Regions from separate parts of the Homo sapiens genome. Here region 2 is linked to region 1. Evidence: chromatin loops called from intact Hi-C (ENCODE). Cell type or tissue: Calu3. All regions are shown on one strand. Each heading gives the region's core, and the rest is flanking DNA. Links, peaks and the distances in the headings are about the cores only.

Region 1 (9,455 bases), core at 652-8,651:
GTGTTAGGAATTAAACAAAATAATGTGCTTAGAACAGTGCTTAATATGTAGTCCAAAAATTTTTGTGATTATTATCTTACCCTTGGAAGGCATTCAGAATTATTAAACTGAATCAAAATTCAAGTTTCAGTATTAAGAGTTATAAATTCATTATTTGGTTACAATAAGGAATAGGCTATATCAGAAGAACCTAGTTGGTGAAGACATTTGACATCTTTATTTGATTTATGGTACCTGCATTTCCTCTCTCCAGGCAGGAGATCTTTACATGACCAAAATTGAATCTATGCACTAATGGAAAAAAGAACTATAGGTGAGATTTTTATAATTTCTTACAGATCGGAGTAAGGATATTTTTCTTTTGGTATTTATTAAAATACTACATGGGAAGAGCACAATATGTGAAAGCGTCGGCATTGGGAGAGTGAGTATGGGAAAAATAGACTAAAATATCAATAGCTTAGCAGTGAAAGCTAATGGACAGAGATTATGCACATGTTGTGGTTCCACTAAAAATTTATATAGACTTCATTTTCCTCAAACTCCTTGCAGGGTGATCTGACAATGTGAAGTTAAAAGACCTTTGGTGACCATTAAACATCTAAATTCCAAAGCATACACATAACAAGTATTCGAATCCTACATGACACAACTTATATCGTACTGAGTAAAAAGAAACTTCTCAAATCCTAAAGAAATCCACTGTAAATATGTTATCACCCTAGGTCAGTTAATGCTACTACACCAGCCTATAAATTTGGGGAACTGCCTAGAACAGTCAGCTTCCCTACCATGCCCTTGGGTAGCAATAAGCAGTTTAAGTGGAAAAGGAGAAAGTCAGTGAGCGTAAACAGGAAAGAGATCTTTTTTTGGCTGAAGCTGTCTAAATAATGGTTATTACCTAAGCTGGTAAGAATAGATATTGCTTCAGAAGTCTTGTGAGGGTTGCCATTGCTACTATATTCAGGTATTAGAGACAGCATACTGAGTTCTGAGGGGGCAAGCACTCAAAGCTAGGATGCTGAGTTGATTATTCTGATACCTGTTGATATAGTTTTTATGTTTGTCCCTGCCCAAATCTCAGATTGATATTTAATCCCCAGTGTTGGAGATGGGGACTGGTGGGAGGTGACTGGATAATGGGAGCAGATTTCTCATGAATGATGTAGCACCAACCCCCTGGTGCTCTCCTGGCAATAGTGAGTGAATTCTTGCATAATCTGGTTGTCTGAAAGTATGTGGCACCTCCCCCACCGACTCCCTCTCTCTGGCTGGCTCCTGCTTTTTCCATAGGACACGGCTGCTTTCCTTTTGCCTTCCGCCATGATTGTAAGATTTCTGAGGCCTCCCTAGAAGCCAAGCAGATGCTAGCACCACACTTCCTGTGAAGTTTACAGAACTGTGAGCCAATTAAACCTCTTCATAAACTACCCAGTCTCAGATATTTCTTCATAGCAATGCAAGAATGGCCTAATACACCTATCCCTCTTGTCTCATCACCCTGCAGAAAGATGAGACTTCATACGTAATCATGAACATGAAACATGTTTATCTCTCCCCTTCAAAGAGAAGGGTTTCTGATTATAATTTCTACTATCTCACAGGCATGGAAAACTCATCAGTTATTTCCATAATATCTACCTAGTTACAATCATTGTTTTGTTTTCCCCATCTCAGTCTGTGAATATTTATATATACTAAATATGTGAGTATATCTTTTTTAATAATTTCCATTGTATTTTATCTTAAAATATATTGTTTGAAGCTATTGCATAAATAAGCACATTTATTGTTTACATTTCAAACATAAACTATGTTCTTGTTTTTATATTTCTTTTTTTATATTATACTTTAAGTTCTGGGATACATGTACAGAACATGCAGGCTTGTTACATAGGTATACACGTGCCATGGTGATTTGTTGCACCCATCAACCCGTCATCTACATTAGGTATTTTTCCTAATGCTATCCCTCCCTTAGCCCCCCACCCCCCAACAGGCCCCGGTGTGTGATGTTCCCCTCCCTGTGTCCATGCGTGGGTATAGTCTATTTGGGACTCAAATTCTGAACTTCATTTCAGATGACTATATGTAAACACAAGTCAGAGACTGACCATCAATTTAATGATATGCTCATCCTCTGCTATTAAATGTGTTTATCGGACTTTAGAACTCGAGATTGATTAACAACTGTAGAGTAGGAATTTTTATTCATTAGCATAAGGGAAAGCTATTTATCTTTTAATAAGAATAGCATTTGCATCGTAGCTATCAATTGCTTCCTTTAAAAAATAGGTCTGATATTAAAATAAGTGATGCATCATAAAGGAAATTAAGAAATGATACATTGCAAAATATAAAAGCAAATAAAAATTGTGAGTCTGAAAATGAATCTTTAAATATTTAACTATCATATCTACATATCTAAAATCATAATATATAATACATATCTAAAATCATAAAGTAACCTTTATTACAACAAGTAGCATTTTTATTTTCAGGGGAAAAGAGGAAAAATTTTCTTGGGCCCTCACAATATGTCAGATGTCATTTATACTTATATAAATTAAGCTTCACAAAAAAACTAGAAGCAGAGATTAAGAGAAAGAACATGAATCTGGAGAAATGAAAGAGGTGATGTACGTCTGATTCTACAGTGGGGAGGACTGCGCACCAATCTCTGGCTCCATAGTCTGCTCCTTCCAATGCACAAGGGTGGAACCAGAAAACCCACGTCTAGCATTCTATATTTTTTCTCTTAATTTACTTCTCTTTTCCCAAGTGAGAGCCCCACTGCCTGTCTTCTCAAGGATCTCTATGAAAAGTACAAAGGGAGTGCGGTACATTGGCAGCAGAGATAGATGTTGAGGCAGGAGAATTTTGGAGTTCTCTGAACGCACACCAAATAAATCGCTAGCTCCTAGGCCTACAGCTAAAGACAGCCATTCTAACACAGAAGCAGTTGAGATCTTCAAAGTAAACCATAAATAAATACAAATGAAAAAGAACAACTAATCTTCTCAGCCTCTCTCCAAACTCGCAATATGTAAGTCAGCTATAGGTCATTAATAGGGAGCTCTTGTTACTGTTGGAGCAGTACGTACCTTGATGACTAAGCCTCCCTGGATATTGAGGGGCCGAGAAAAAGCAGAGGACTCAGACCCAGACTAATGGTGAGTATAATTAAAATAGGGCAAGGAAACTCAAGGCCTTACATACTTAACATTCATTCCATCAGCTGTCGTATTCTTTCAACTTCAGACCCCTATGTGCCACAAAATGATGGAGACAGGTAGCTTTAGTGGCCATCTATTCTTGTTATTTATCTAATACCGCTAAATAACAATCATTATCAAATTGCTATGCGTGCATCAATGACACTTCAAAAAGAAAGGAATTAAACCATAAAGTGACACTCAGATAATGAGTTCAGGGTTTAGGTTTGCTAACGCCGTGGATCATCTGTGAGTTCCACTTCAGGTTTACTTTAGCTTTTGCTATATAATAGACACTTCAACCTCCCTGGATCAAAAACAAATTTATACAGTAGAGATGATTTTAAGTGTAAGTTTTTGAAATTTTTGAAATGATATAAAGCTTTACATAAAGAGTTTTAAATGTAGATCATTATGAACAATAGAAAATATCCCTATTTACAAATATATTTATGCCAGAAAATGGAGATTGAAAATGTCAAATTGTCGGCAAATAAATGCAACAGAATGTGGAAGTCAGAAAAATATTATAAATGATCTGTAACAGTGTGTTGTTTTAATCCTCCAAGGACCTTTTTCACTATCAATATACCCTTATTTATGCTTAGTTAGAATCTCAACCTGCCTTCTGGTTGTAACGAAAACTATTCAATTAAAACATTGAATTTGTCCAAAAATCAGAACGTATGTCAAGTGGAAATTTAAATCACAATAACATCTGCTATTTTCCACCCCAGGTCTTTTCCACTGCTGTGACTGGCATACTATAAGTTTCTAGCACCCCCATGTGGCTTAATTGGAGTGGTTTCATAGGCATTTGAAATCAGTTGCCTGAAACTGAGAACAGTAGAACAGACTATAATTTTACACAGAAGTTCTGCTGGCATCATAAACCAAGAAAGGGAAACTTAAGTCAGCAAAATTATAAGATAAATGTATAGGTTCAATTCCTAAATTATTTGCTGTCTACTGTTCATTTTATGTGATCACTAGAAAGGATGATTTACAAGCAACTATAGCTGGTTTCATCTTTGTCAGATAGAATTCCTCAGTTTTCAAAACCAAGCATTTGACATGGGCAATAATTAAATAGATGAAAAAGAACCTAATTTTTCTCAAAAAGAAAAGCAAGTGTTTTATTACCTAGTTTGTACACATATTGATCAGGCAAATACAGTAACCCAAGTATATGTTGCAATTGCTAAATAGTTGAGCAATCCAGGTTTTGAGATTTTCCACTGTCCTCAAAGATATTTTAAGTGATTAAAGTATCTACATTTTGTCAAATCATTTGAGAACAATTTTTATACAAACAAAATTTTTCCTTCTCTAAACACATCCCTAGTTTGCAGGTAAGACGTCTTTCCAATAGTAGTGTATTTCAGAGTGCTTTCAGAGGGAAGAAGTTCAAGAGGACTATATTGTCTTTCTTAATCTGCTAATAAATGCTCCTCTTATTGAAGATAGATGTTTAAAACTGATCCATGCTTTCATCAGCCTAAGGTGCCCCAGCAGTTTCCCATGAAAAATTTAAAAGTAGATTTTAAGGACTACATTATCAAAATATTCTCAACATAAAATGAAGTTTAAAAATAATTGGCCATGATGGAGATAAAAATGTAAATTAGTCAGAGGTGAAGAGTCTGTTAAGAGAAACCTGAATGTGGCTTAATTGTATGCTGAACTGAATGTCCCAATTTAAAAACAGTAGAGCGCAAAAGGAATGCATTTTCTCCTCAATATACAGCAATGTATAGATTGATATTAAAAGGGGAAAACAGACTTCAGAATGTAGAGGAAAATTTATAGAAAACAAATATTCATTTAATTGATTAATAAAATTTAAATCTAGATAATACTTCATAATTAAATAATACACGTTCATCAATGTATACCAATTTTGTGCATTCAAAAGACCTTATTACTATGTCTGATGACAAGGGTGGGAATAGAAGATGATTAAAAAGATTAATGGATACATTTCTAAAGGTAAACATCTAAAAAAAAAAAAACCTGCCATTTGTCTTCTGGCTACGGGTACTATTTTCCAACAATGGCACTATCTACCTCATTGAATCACAATGTAGACCAAATGCTTAAGAGTAGGAAGAAGACTCTTTAAAAATTGCACTGAAGGTGTCTGGCATGAATGAGAGCAGCACTGCCTTACCTGTTGAGGCCTTTCAGTGTCTTTTCCATGTTTAAAATATCACGCATCTTATACAAAAACCACTTGTCAATGTATGTGAGCTTCTCAATCTCATCAAGGGACATGTTGTCATCAATGGCCTGCCAAGAGGAGAAGAGATACTTTCTTTGGCAAACATTTTTCTAAATGTCTTATTTGGTTTAAAATACATAGCAGTCATGCCTCTGTGTGTTATTTAGAGAGCCCGAGACTGTAGACTGAGTTACAAAACATGAAACTGACATCACTGACATTCCTTCCAATAAACATAAAGATGGTGCCAACTATATCCACAAATGGCATACAGAGTAGGTGCTTGCCTTGAGTGGTGTGTTCTCAGAAAAATCTCCTAACAGGTTTTGACTCGCTCCTCTTTATTTGATTGTGTTACCCATTATACCCTAAATTTGGTACATCTCTTTGGAATTAAAGAAAGTCTCTTGAAACTACAGTTAAGCCAAATTGGTAAGAAAATCTAGAATTAATATAATGATCTCTTAACTTGTAGTGTTGATAGTTATCTTGTAGGAGATAGCATATTTTTATCACCTCACTCCACATTCACACAAACATACAATAGTCAGTGAGAATTTATGGGTCGGATCTGGCTTGGCTTTATTCCTCCAGAATATTTCCTCACAGAGGACTTCAAATAAAAAATTGTTTTGAATCAGTCACTATGATTTTTGTGCTAAGGCAGGCATTTTTTAAAATCCTAATATATTCCAAAACAATGTAGTAATAACTTCTGTTCTGATAGGCAGCTCAGCCTCTTCCTCAAGCTTACTTTATCAATTTCTCAAAAGTAAAACTACAACTATGGGTCATTAAGCTGAGTAGAAAATTTAACTGAAAAAAGAGATAAACTCTCAAAACCAAAATCTTTATACAAAAAGATGTCTACTCTTATTCTTGTATGTGTGTATGTGTACGTGTATATACCCTGTGAAAAATCTGAAAATATTCCAGAACAACATATTTTAGAATAACACACTGCGTTTTTAAGACCCATTAAGAAATATATGCAACTAGTAACTCTGCTGGTATATTTCAGCCCAGGGAGCTTACTTTTCTTAAAGCTTTTACATAATGATAGTATCAGAGAGACCATGATTATAATTGTTGAGATATGGCATGGCTCATAATTTTGTTGACTAGAGTAAGATGACATTTAACAGAAATACTCAAAGCCATGTTCATTTCCTAGTCAATGTATGTTTCTTTTGTTTAATTCTCCCTGTAATTACAGTCAGGTTCCCAAAGACTTAATATTCTGTCTTACTTTCTAAGTGATTAAAGGCACAATTAGCTGTCGGCCATCTACACTGTGAGGTGGAGAGAACCTTAAGTTACTGAAACTTTTAAGAGATCAAAGGAGGTTTTCACACAAGCACATACAGTGAGGGAGGGCCTAGAATCCTGTAGTCATTTCACTGGAAGGAAGGAAAGGACTACAGTCAAATCCATGATTTCTTTCTTTTATATATATATATATACTTTAAGTTCTGGGATACATGTGCAGGACGTGCAGGTTTGTTACATAGGTATACACGGGCCATGATGGTTTGCTGCACCCATCAACCTGTCATCTACATTAGGTATTTCTCCTAGTGCTATGCATCCCCTACCTCCCCACCCCCCGACAGGCCCCGGTGTGAAATGTTCCCCTCCCTGTGCTCATATGTTCTCATTGTTCCACTCCCACTTATGAGTGAGAACATGTGGTACTTGGTTTTCTGTTCCTGTGTTAGTTTGCTGAGAATGATGGTTTCCAGCTTCATCCATGTCCCTGCAAAGGACATGAATTCATCCTTTTTTATGGCTGCATAGTATTCCATGGTGTATATGTGCCACATTTAAAAGCTCATCATCACTGGTCATTAGAGAAATGCAAATCAAAACCACAATGAGATACCATCTCATGCTAGTTAGAATGGCTGTCATTAAAAATTCAGGAAACAACAGATCCTGGAGAGGATGCTGAGAAATAGGAATACTTTTACACAGCTGGTGGGAGTGTAAATTAGTTCAACCACTGTGAAAGACAGTGTGGCATTTCCTCAAGGATCTAGATCCAGAAATACCATTTGACCCAGCAATCCCATTACTGGGTATATACCCAAAGGATTATAAATCATTCTACTATAGAGACACATGCACACGTATGTTTATTGCAGCACTATTCGTAATACCAAAGACTTGGAACCAACCCAAACGCCCATCAATGATAGACTGGATAAAAAAAAAAATCCATGATTTCTCAACAGCAAGCAAGATCCTGCCAGTCTTAAGACCTCATCTCCAAGCACTGCAGCTTTGCTATGTAACATCACTGTAATGAAGTCTATAATGACCCCCAAACAAGTTTGAGGTTACTTTAATGTTCCAAAAATCAAAAATAATGCCCCGCATTCTCCCCAAATCAAAAGAGGTGATGATCCAGTCATCCTGAAATAAGACTGCTGTAAAAATCAGACCTCAGAGCAAGTTGCTCTTTCTAAGACTCATGAAAGCAAGCAAAGATTTACACACTCCCTTCATTCTTTTTCCCCTTCAGCCCTCCACCGTCCTTACACTCTCTGTCAAAATCACCAAGTTCCCGGCTGCTGTTGAAATGAACAGTAATGATGACCTCTAACAAACAGAAATCAGTTCCTTCTCCCAGCACTCGAGCAGGCAATAATTTACACGCAGCCCCTGCACTTCTTGCTCATACATAGGGTACCCTGTGAAAGAAAGAACCTCCACACATTTTTCCCAGATTCTCATCTTTTATAAGTCTGTTAGAAAAGAATGAGAGATTTGCTTGAGTTTTACAGCTTAGCTGGGAACTTGGAAATGCTTGCCTTTTTCATCTCCTTCAAAGTGGCAGAAACATGATTGCTAGACTTAAGGAAAAAATCTATTTACTGTCCTTTGCCTGAGAAAAAAATTTTATATATATATATACACACACACACACACATATGAATGTCATGAGCTGCTTCTTAAATAAAAGACTGAAATAGGGATAATAAATGATGAAGGTGAAATGGCTTTCTAAAATAACTTCTTATCACTGCTATCCCACCCGCCACCGCCAGAGAAAAATTCTAATTACCTTGAAACTCAACATGGGAAAATGTCCATCAAGAGATAATAGCAACTCCCAGAATTTCAGTAGGGCTTAAATATTTTCCATTTAGAAACCATAAGAGCGAGGAGAATATACATTGGATGCAATTAAGGAAATATCCCTTCCTCTCCTTCAGGTCTCTTAAGGACTCAAAATATGGACATAAAAGTTGCGATGAGTTCAAAATCACTAACAACATTTTTCTGTTTCTACACAGGCAAATTACAAAGACGGGAATCCTTTTAAAGAGAAAGTTCATGTTTTCACCGACTCATCCCACATGCACACACATACACACACACAAACATAAAATGGTCAGTAGAGCTTTGTAGAACCAGTGCGGTTTGATACTGTTGGAGGATTAACGCTTGTGCTTCCTTAAATGTCAAAAAGCCTTTCAGGGATTTCTGACCAGACAGATTCCAGCTGCCCAAGTCACCTTTTATAAAATCAGATGAGCTGAAACTTCAAAACTCTAAGCACAGTAAATATAAAAGTAGATTAACATGGCATTTAATTTGCATGAGAAGCAAGTAGTGGAGGGAAGTGAGAAATGTAGGGCCTTTTTTCCTGAAAGTAAGACCAATAAAATAATTACATGGAAAACCCTATAATCATGTGGGCCTTTATAGTCTGTTGCTGTTTTTTAAACACAGAAAGAGAAGCAAATAAATTAAGATTATTCTAGACTCAAGTGGCACATACTAAGGGACATTATTGTATGCACCTTCCTTTCTACAATACAATTTTACACATTCAAGGAACATGTAATAAAGTTAATAGTAAAGGACAAGTCAATATAGTCAAATCTACTTGAGTATTAGTACTAAGTATACTTAAAAAGGGGGACATTTTATCTATTTAATCATCCTTTAAAACTGCAATTTGCCCTTAAATCCAGGCTTAAAGTCAAATAAAAATGATAATTTATCATTAA
Region 2 (9,455 bases), core at 607-8,606, 460 kb before region 1:
TTTCTTTCTATAAACTTCTAGGGAGCTTGTCTTGAATTCTCTGGATTTATATGACAATAGGTTTGTTGCATGTCTATTTTAATCTATTTGGTGGATATTCACTGAGCTCTTTCAATCTGAAAACTTCCTTCTCTTCTGAAAAACTTTTCTGGAATGAGTTCATTGATTTCCCTCCTCATCTCCCTTTTCTCTTTTGTTTGTTTGAGACGGAGTCTCACTCTGTCACCCAGGCTAGAGTACAGTGGCACAATCTTGGCTCACTGCAACCTCCGACTCCCGGGTTCAGGCGATTCTCATGCCTCAGTCTCCTGAGTAGCTGGGATTACAGGTGCATGCCACCACACCCGGCTAATTTTTGTATTTTTAGTAGAGACAAGGTTTCACCATGTTGGCCAGGCTGGTTTCAAACTCCTGACCTCAAGTGATCCACCCGCCTCGGCCTCCCAAAATGCTAGGGTTACAGGCGCGAGCCACGTGCCTGGCTCCCATTTTCTCTAAAATTCTTATGCCTTGATATTAGACTTCCTGGATTGATAGGTTAATTTATGTTTCCTCTCCCGAGTACATTCGAGACAAGCTTTTGAAAAATGTTGTCTTTCCCTGCATACTTCCCATTTTCTTTTCTTTTCCTTTTCCTCTATTTTTAATGTTAGAGGATTTCCTCAAGTACCCAGTAGTCATGGGTTTTCTGCTTATATTTAACACCTGGACACCAACAATTGATTCGAAGCTCATAACTGGATCTTTCAAATGTATACTTTGCTGTAGGATGCCTTGGGTGAGCCTTTTAGCTGAGGAAATTTGAGGTCAAAACCTGGTTGATTTCCCAAAAAGGTATCTCCAGTTCTTTTGCCCAGAGGGTAGACTGGTACCTGTGTTCTGTGGGTTAAGGGGAAAGGAGGACTGGGGACTATTAGCACCCAGTATACATACACTTCCTAATGCCTAGTTTCCCTTTCATACCTTTGATCTCAACTCCATCAGGTGTTTTGCAGACACAGGAACAGACATTTTACTCTTTCCAGAGAATAAACCAGTCTTTTATTGCAATAAAGGAGGAAAATATCCTACTGTAAGAAAAAATGGAAGGGTATCTTACTTGTCTTTTAATGCAGTTCCCATTTTCACTTTTGGAAGTACTGATAGGGCAATCCTCTCATTGAGAGATGAAGCTTCTGTTCTTCCTTCTGAATCTGAGTGAATTTGCTACCGATTTTTACCTGTAGAATACAGCAGATCTCATGTTAAGTGATATCAAAAACTAGGTCATAAAGGGCCAGGCAACTTCCATTTTTCTGGCTGGGAATACTCACTCTTGGTGTCCTGAATCATCATAGAAAAAGCTCAACTGCCTTGAACACCCTAGTTACTCTAGTCAACAATCCATGATGAACCTGTTTTTTTTCTAATCTAGCCCAGTCATTAGACTGTAAGTGGAGAAGTAATCCTTAAAGTAGTTTCACCAGCTGTCTTAATCTGTTTGGGCTATTTTAAGAAAAATATAGACTGGGTGCATTATAAACAACAGAAATTTATTTCTCACACTTCTGGAGACTAGGAAGTCCAACATCGAGGTGATGGCAGGTATAGTGTCTGATGAGGCCCCACTTTCTAGATCACAGATGGCCATCTTGTGTTTTTACCTATCAGAAGGAGGCAAACGGAGCTTTTGGGGCCATCTTTTATCAGACACTAATCCCTTTTATTAGGGCTCCACCCTCATGATCTAATAACTTCCCCAAAGTCATACCTCCAAATACTATCACACTGGGGAATAGGTTTTAGAATATGAATTTCTGGAGGGATGCTAACATTCAGCCTATTGCACCAGCCCTTGCTGTTCTAGCCCCCTGCCATTCATTTCAACCCCATTTTGCTCCTAGACATCATAACATAGAGAACAGCAACCCTCATTGTGCACTTTTTGAATTACCAATCTACAGAATTTGTGAACGTAATAAAATGGTTATTTTTTTTTAACACTACTAAGTTTTGGGATAGTTTGCTATGCAGCAATAGATAACCTGTACACCTGATAATGCTGATTCATGAGCCATTTAGGATTCTGATTCAAGTCAGGTTAGTTCTGGGATTTCTTCTCCACAGGCTTAAGATTGTTTATTCCAATCTGTTAGGTCCTTCGTTACTAGTAAAACTATGGTTTCTATAATCTCTTTTCCTGCATTCCCAGTTTTTCTACATGTAGGCCTTAGACAAATAAATCCCTTTCATTTCACATTCAAGGAATGCATAGTAGGTACATACATTCTAGCCACCTTTACCTGAAAGCCTATTGTTATTTGTAAACACCTAATCTTGTTCATATATCCTCCATTGAACTCCATATAGAATGATTATCATGAGGTGAGGTTTATTATGTTTTGTTAGTGGTGTTGAACACATCCGGGCTAAAGAAACTTTCCACATTCCTGGTGGGTATTGCTGCTGGTGATCCTGATATTCCTTTGTTTACTGCTGTGAATAGCCCAGGATTTCTTCATTTGAACTCTGTCTGATATTTAGAGATTTTTTTTTTTTGCCTCACAGAACTATTTTAATTTCTAAATAACCCACTGAAAAATGTAACCAATAACAATGTCATTGAAGTATGTGCCTCTGCAGCAACTCTTTTTCTATAAGAAGTTAAAACACCTCAAGTGGTGTACATATTGATTTCATTTTAGCAGTCGTGTAAAGCGAAAACTTGAAAGCAGTGTGGAGATGCCACCTCACCATTGTTTAGAACTTCCATGAGACCTTGTTTTCTTGGGTAAGTCTTAACACTTCAGCCTAATAGCTAAGCCCACTCATCAGATTTGACCTGAAATTGTATTTACTTCCTACTGGTCCAGTGGTGTCTTTTCAACAGTGCCTCGTGTAAGACAGTCTTTTGATCATCTTTTGAATCCAGCTCAAGTTTTATTTCTTCAAAGAAACCTTATACAGTGGAATGAAAAGAGAGCTGTACTCATCTCAGAAGAGCTACATTCATATACCAGCTCCTTCTCTAAAGTCTTGGTTCGTTTCCTCAGAAGTTTGCGGTAATTTGTTATAATCTCTAAATACAGTGTTCCTCATCTCTCCTCTATAAATGAAAATAATAATACTTTCTCAATGTTTTCCTGGGACTGTTAGAAAAGGTAACGATGTTAAAATATTTGTACACAATTGTAATGAGCTAATGAAAGCAATAAACCACAGGGACAATTACCAACAGCAATTGCCTAGAGTCTTGTACTTCACATATCTAATGCGTATCTGGCTCAATTTTATGTTTTCACCCTTGTTTTACTTTCTTCCTCAATGAATTTACATGAACATGCTTTATGTGTTTCTGGAAGAGTTTTGATTAAATACAAATATAAATTTAAAATAAATTAATGAAAGATGTTTAGCCTACATATTATGCTTTGAATTCTATTTATTAATATTTATGTTTCTAGACCATATCATGTTAGGTCATACATCATATGAGTATTATATTGCCAAATTAATTATGATCAACTGAAAGATAGGTAACTTGTATCATGTATTTTTTTGTGTCTTTCTTCCAAATCCAACTGGTTTCAGATGGGCAATAAGTGATTTCTAAATGCACACAGAATATATTTGGCAAAACAGTTTCCAGTACAATGCCAGGCAGGGATTTGGAGGAAAAAGCAAACAAACAAACAAACAAAAAAAGTAGTTTATCTTACAGATCTAGGATTTATGACATAATTTTATACCAACCAATGGCTTCCTCATTTGCATTTATGCAATTTTTCCAACCTTCCTACTAAAATATATTTTTTCCTAAATATATTCTGGTTTTGTACTCAAATATTTATTCTTACCCCTAATGACTCACTTTCAACTGGTTTTAAGTTGTCTGAAACATTTCCTTGTTTATTCCAAAACAACATTCAACACAACTACCTGATTTTGTCCGTATTTGTTTCATTAATCCTTGAACATTGGTATTGGTCTGTAATTTTAAAACAAAATTGTAGCTGGTAGAAGTTTGCAAATAAACCACAAAGTACTAGAGAAAGAGTGATCCTATGTCTCAGAAGAGTTAACACCTGGCCTTATTAACTTAATGATACAAATTATCTAGATAGCTTAAAGTAGACTATGGTGAATAATGCATCTATTGAAATTATATTTTACTGCACATTTTCCATGGAGCCAATTCACACAGTTGACATGAAATGCTTATATAATCTTTATTTGTAGAGAAAATAAACCTCTACAATCTAAATCATCACAGATTCTTAACACATGACGGGCACATTAGTTCGCCTTCTGTTGGGTAGCCCTAAAACTGTTTTCCTCTCACAAAATGTATTTTTTCTGTTCCAACATCCAGAATGGAAAGATTCAAACTTTCCTCAATGGAAAGCCTGTCTGGAAGAATATCTCCAGCAACTATGCGTCCTATGAATGGCCTTATCTACCCGTATTGTAGGAATCCATTTTCAGTATTCCCAGGCTTTTTGGCAATAGGTGATATGCAAATGAGAAGCACGAAATCATGGCAAACATCTATTATTAGTGCTCTGCTGCACCACTCATCTTCACTGTGCAGGCCTCTAGGCTTAAGTGAATAATAATCTAATTCAATTAAAAGTGCATCTAGAGAACCATGTAAATTTATACTTAGTGTTGATAACATGTTTTGTAGCTTTTAATATTTCCTCTTATGTACTATTCATAACCATCTTTGCAGTCTCTCTCTCTAAACAGTTTCCTGGTGTTTCTTACCCCAGCCATTCAATTTAAAATTTTAGCCAAAGTGTTTGTTTCATGTTTGTAGTATTGAAAGTGAATAAAACAAATGACACACCTACCTTGTTACACAGATTAAATATAAGCTTCTTCCAGAACAATCCTTTTGCGAGATTAATATCTCATTAGTGAGTGGTATGAATATCTATCAATATTTAACAGAAAAGATTCTGACTTTGAATTCTATTCACCAATAATTAACACCCATACTGATGTTGTAAACGAAAGGATTTTGCATTCATTTTGTTGGCAGAATGATTTGAGACCAAGGAGGAAATGCCATTTGACAACCTCTGCACATTCTTCATTCTAGGGAGAAATGCATTCTGCTGGCTGTCCAATCAATTATGCAGACAAAATGAATTTCATCATAATTCTGTCAACAAAATGCTAACTTGGTTAAATTATTCTCTCCACAAAATGAATTAACTTAAAAATCCTTTTGTCCACAAAATAGATTTAAGCATTTAGTGAAGCCTTGTAAATACTATTGTCTGTTAGTTTAGTATGTGTAATGCAAATATGTGGATTGCCTATGTCAGCATACTTAGTTCTTCAGAGGTTATGGACTTGTCTGGTGCAGCTTCCCTTTTTCATTTACAGTCAAGTGGAGAGCAAGGTCGATTATCTAGAGAACAGTGTTTGGTAGATAAATGTGGCATTGTCCAAAAGTACTGTAAGTTAGATCCATTTGAACATCATGCACTTTTATAAAGTATAATTTAATAGGCTTGCCATCTAAATCTTTAATTAACGGCTTCAAATTCAACAAGTCATTTTCGAGATAATTTTTTGTAAAGAAGAGACTGTTGACAAGTTGCTGCCAAAGGAAAACTCTTTAAACATACACTGTATCATTTAAAAAGTATCCATGACCACCTTCTAGAATATTATTCTCCTATTTGATCATATTAGTGTTTTTAAATAAATGACTTGGTAAATGCATGAATGGTGAATTATGTAATAATCTAAAAAAATTAATTGGACCAAGCTTAGCTTACTTCATAACATCCTTTTCAAAGGATTGTTCAACAACCTGATATCCAGAAACATACTATTTGATATTCACTTATTGACTTTACTTGTTTATTAAAATATGAAATAGTAGTTTAAGAGTAATATTTTTCCTTTTGATTCCTATATTTATTCAATCCTGTAGACTGGCATGTGTCACCAAACCTAAATCCAACTAGAACAGAGAGTTTTTAAAGTATTAAATATCATCTTTTCTTTCTATACTTTATTGGCTTTATTTAATAGGCTTGCCTATTAAATATTAACTTCTCTTATACTATTAACTTCTCTTATTCCAGTAGTTGTCAAATTATTTCATGTGAAAAATGATCATGTTTCATATCACACCTTTACAGGATTTTTTTTTGTTCAACTGGAATAGAATAGGCAGAAAAAGAGAGTTAATAGGAAATTAATTAGATAGCTTTTGTAGAAAATGTTTATGATCTAGAAGCATAAAGTTTAGGGGAATTCCAGTAATGGTAACAATATGAAAAAGAGGTGCCTTTCCAAAACATTGCCTAAAAACCAATAAATATATATTGTTGGGGTTTAAAAAATTAAAATGTTGTGACAATTCTGTATCACTTTAAAAAAATAATGTCTTGAACATACACGTGCATGTATCCTTTTGGTAGAATGACTGATTTTCCTTTGCGCATATACCCAGTAATGGGATTCTTGGGTCTAATTGTAGTTCAACTCTTAGTTCTTTGGGAAATCTCCAAACTGTTCTCCATAGTGGATAGACTAATATACAGTCCCACCAATAATGTATATGTATTCCTTTTCCTCTGCAGCCTCACCAACATCTGCTATTTTCTGACTTTTTAACAAAAGCCATTCTGACTGGTGTGAGATGGTATCTCATTGTGGTTTTGATTTGCATTTCTCTAATGATTAGTAATGATGAGTATTTTTCATATATTCACTGACTGTGTGTATTATCCTATTTTGGAAGTGTCATTCCATGTCCTTGCCTACTTTTTAATGGGGTTGTTTTTTGCTTGTTGATTTAAGTCTCTTATAGATTCTGGATATTAGGCCTTTGTTGGATGCATAGTATGCAAATATTTTCTCCCATTCAATAGGTTGTCTATTTCCTTGATAGTTTCTCTTGCTGTGCAGAAGCTCTTTAATTAGACCTCACTTTCAATTTTTGTTTCTGTTACAATTGCTTTTGAGGACTTGGCCATAAATTCTTTTTCAAGTCCAATATTGAGAAGGATATGTCCTGGGTTTTCTTCTAGCACTATCCACAATAACAGAAACATGGAATAAAACCAGGTGCCCATCAACAGTTGATATGGTTTGGCTGTGTTCCTGCCCAAATCTCATCTTGAATTGTAGATCCTATGATCCCCATATGTCATGGGAGGGACCCAGTGGGAGGTAATTTAATCATGGGGGCGGTTACCCTCATGCTGTTCTCAGGATAGTGAGTGAGTTCTTATGAGATCTGATGGTTTTATAAGGGGCTTTTTCCCCTTTTGCTTGGCACTTCTCCTCCCACCATGTGAAGAAAGACATGTTTCCTTCCCCTTCTGCTACAATTATAAGTTTCGTAAGGCCTCCCCAGCCATGTGGAACTGTGAGTCAATTATACCTCTTTATAAATTACCCAGTCTTGAGCAGTTCTTGTAGCAACATGAAAACAAACTAATACAACAGTGGACTAGATAAAGAAAATATGGTATATATACACCATGGAATACTACACAGCTACAAAAAAGAATGAAATCATGTCCTGGAGGCCATTATCTTAAATGAAAGAATGCAGAAACAGAAAACCATATATCGAATGTCATCACTTATAAGTAGGAGCTCAACATTAAGTACACATGGACATAAAGATGGGAACAGTAGACACTGAGGACTACTAGAGGTGAAAGAAATGGAAGGGCAAAGGGCTGAAAAATCACCTACTGGCTACTATGCTCCCTAAAAGGGTGATGGGTTCAGTCATACCCCAAACCTCATCATCATTCAATATACCTTTGTAATAAACCTGCCCATGTACTGCCTGATTCTAAAAAGTTGAAAAAGAAAAATAACAACAATAACAAACAATGTCTCCAATGGTTTTACTGTCAGAGTGAAATAAACATATCAATAAATGTAGAGATCAGCAGATTTTCTTTCTGGATACGAAAAAGATGCAATAAAACCATTTAAGTGTATATGTGAACTGAATTTTACCACTGGGTTTAGACTTGAAATAAAATGAAAATCAATAATAAAGTTCAGAATTATTTTTTCTTTTTGTGTAGTTTTGTTTCTAATAACTCCATTGCTATATTCCTAACATGAGAGCAGAGACTGGCGGCACTTAGCAGATTTTCAACAATCATTTGTTGAATGATCAAATGAACAATCATAAATTCTCCTTCTCTGAAAGTACACCATATTTCCTGTAACTTAACCGAGATATACAACATTTCGCTTTCTCCCTAAAAATGTTAATCTTCTGTCATAAATAACAGCAATGGGTGAAGAAAAGCAGCAAGTAAAAAACATTGCTAGACTCGTCTACTTTTGACAACAGAGGCAAAATTCTCATTTGCAGAAATAAAAACTAGAGTTCTAATGACATTTGCTCCTGTTTGGGCCAAATATATGCATAAGAATTGGGTTCCCTTCTTTTTCCATAAGACCATTTTCTATTCTGTTATATATGGAAGACACAAACTTTAAAAACTATTGTATTTAAGAGAGTCCAGATAATATAATCCAAGCCATACTACTAATAATAACAAAGTTAAGGACAGCGGTGACTAAAAATGGGACAGTTAAGTCCTATGAAATACTTCAAAATTTCTAGAAAAAAGAATGACTAGCTGGAAGCTTGTAGATGACTAAATGCACATGGATTATCATTCTCAAATTTTGAATACTTGAAAACATTGTAATCCAATACTATTATCATGAGTCTCAAAATCTCTGCTACAGTGACATTTTCTTTTACAATTTTATAGTCACAAATTAAGACTGGCATATATATACATCTATTTATATATGTATGTATATATTTGTTTATACATATGCCTATATTTACCTACATATATTTGCATAATTCTATATCTAAGTCCTGTTTTATTTTAGGATATAAACGAAATTATATATATATTATTGACATCATATATCACATATATATCACAAAGACAGCACTAATGATTAAACGTTGGTCACATGGTCCATAGGCTGATTCAAAACACATTATATACAATGCATAGTATTTATTAATTATGTTAATTTTCTACTATAGATGTTTGGCAATATAAAAATGATAATAGCAATTATCTCTGCTTCCTTTTTATATTTTACTTTTGGGTTTTTCAACCATAGCACATATTGCTTTTTAATAAAAAAGCATTTAAAAATAAAATATATTTTTATAAACTCAGCTTAAATATATATATATAAATAATATCATAAGGCTTGGCACAGTGGCTCATGCCTGTAATCCCAGCACTTTAGGAGGCTGAGGTGGGTAGATCACCTGAGCCCAGGAGTTCAAGACCAGCCTGGCCAACAGGACAAAACCCTGTCCCCACAAAAAATACAAAAAATTGCTGGGCGTGGTAGTGCACACCTGTAATCCTAGCTACTTGGGAGGCTGAGGTACAAGAATTGCTTGAACCCAGGAGGCAGAGGTTGCAGTGAGCTGAGAT

Evidence for each region. Hi-C counts contacts between places; a loop is a spot of excess contacts. Peaks named below come from ENCODE experiments on the same cell type or tissue, not always from the same donor. Only the 100,000 strongest peaks of a DNase experiment are listed, where the experiment ranks them.
Region 2: a loop joins it to region 1, with 3 times the contacts of the local background. A loop is called at or near these places in 4 of 110 quality-filtered maps.

The regions. Positions count from the first base shown.
Region 1 is chr2:210,612,472-210,621,926 of GRCh38, reverse strand. It overlaps CPS1 (carbamoyl-phosphate synthase 1), which reads right to left. Exons shown (of 38, transcript NM_001875.5): 21 at 5,386-5,504. CPS1-IT1 (CPS1 intronic transcript 1) reads right to left here and starts at 4,356. Exons shown (of 1, transcript NR_002763.2): 1 at 2,051-4,356. In Calu3, for the core only: a CTCF peak has its summit at 4,008 (motif pointing left); a DNase peak (open chromatin) is centred at 3,986.
Region 2 is chr2:211,073,254-211,082,708 of GRCh38, reverse strand. LOC107985978 (a long non-coding RNA gene) reads right to left here. Exons shown (of 4, transcript XR_001739867.1): 3 at 1,100-1,220. Among named protein-coding and RNA genes, the nearest start is that of CPS1-IT1, 460 kb to the right of the region's middle. In Calu3, for the core only: no CTCF peak of the experiment used is centred there; no DNase peak of the experiment used is centred there.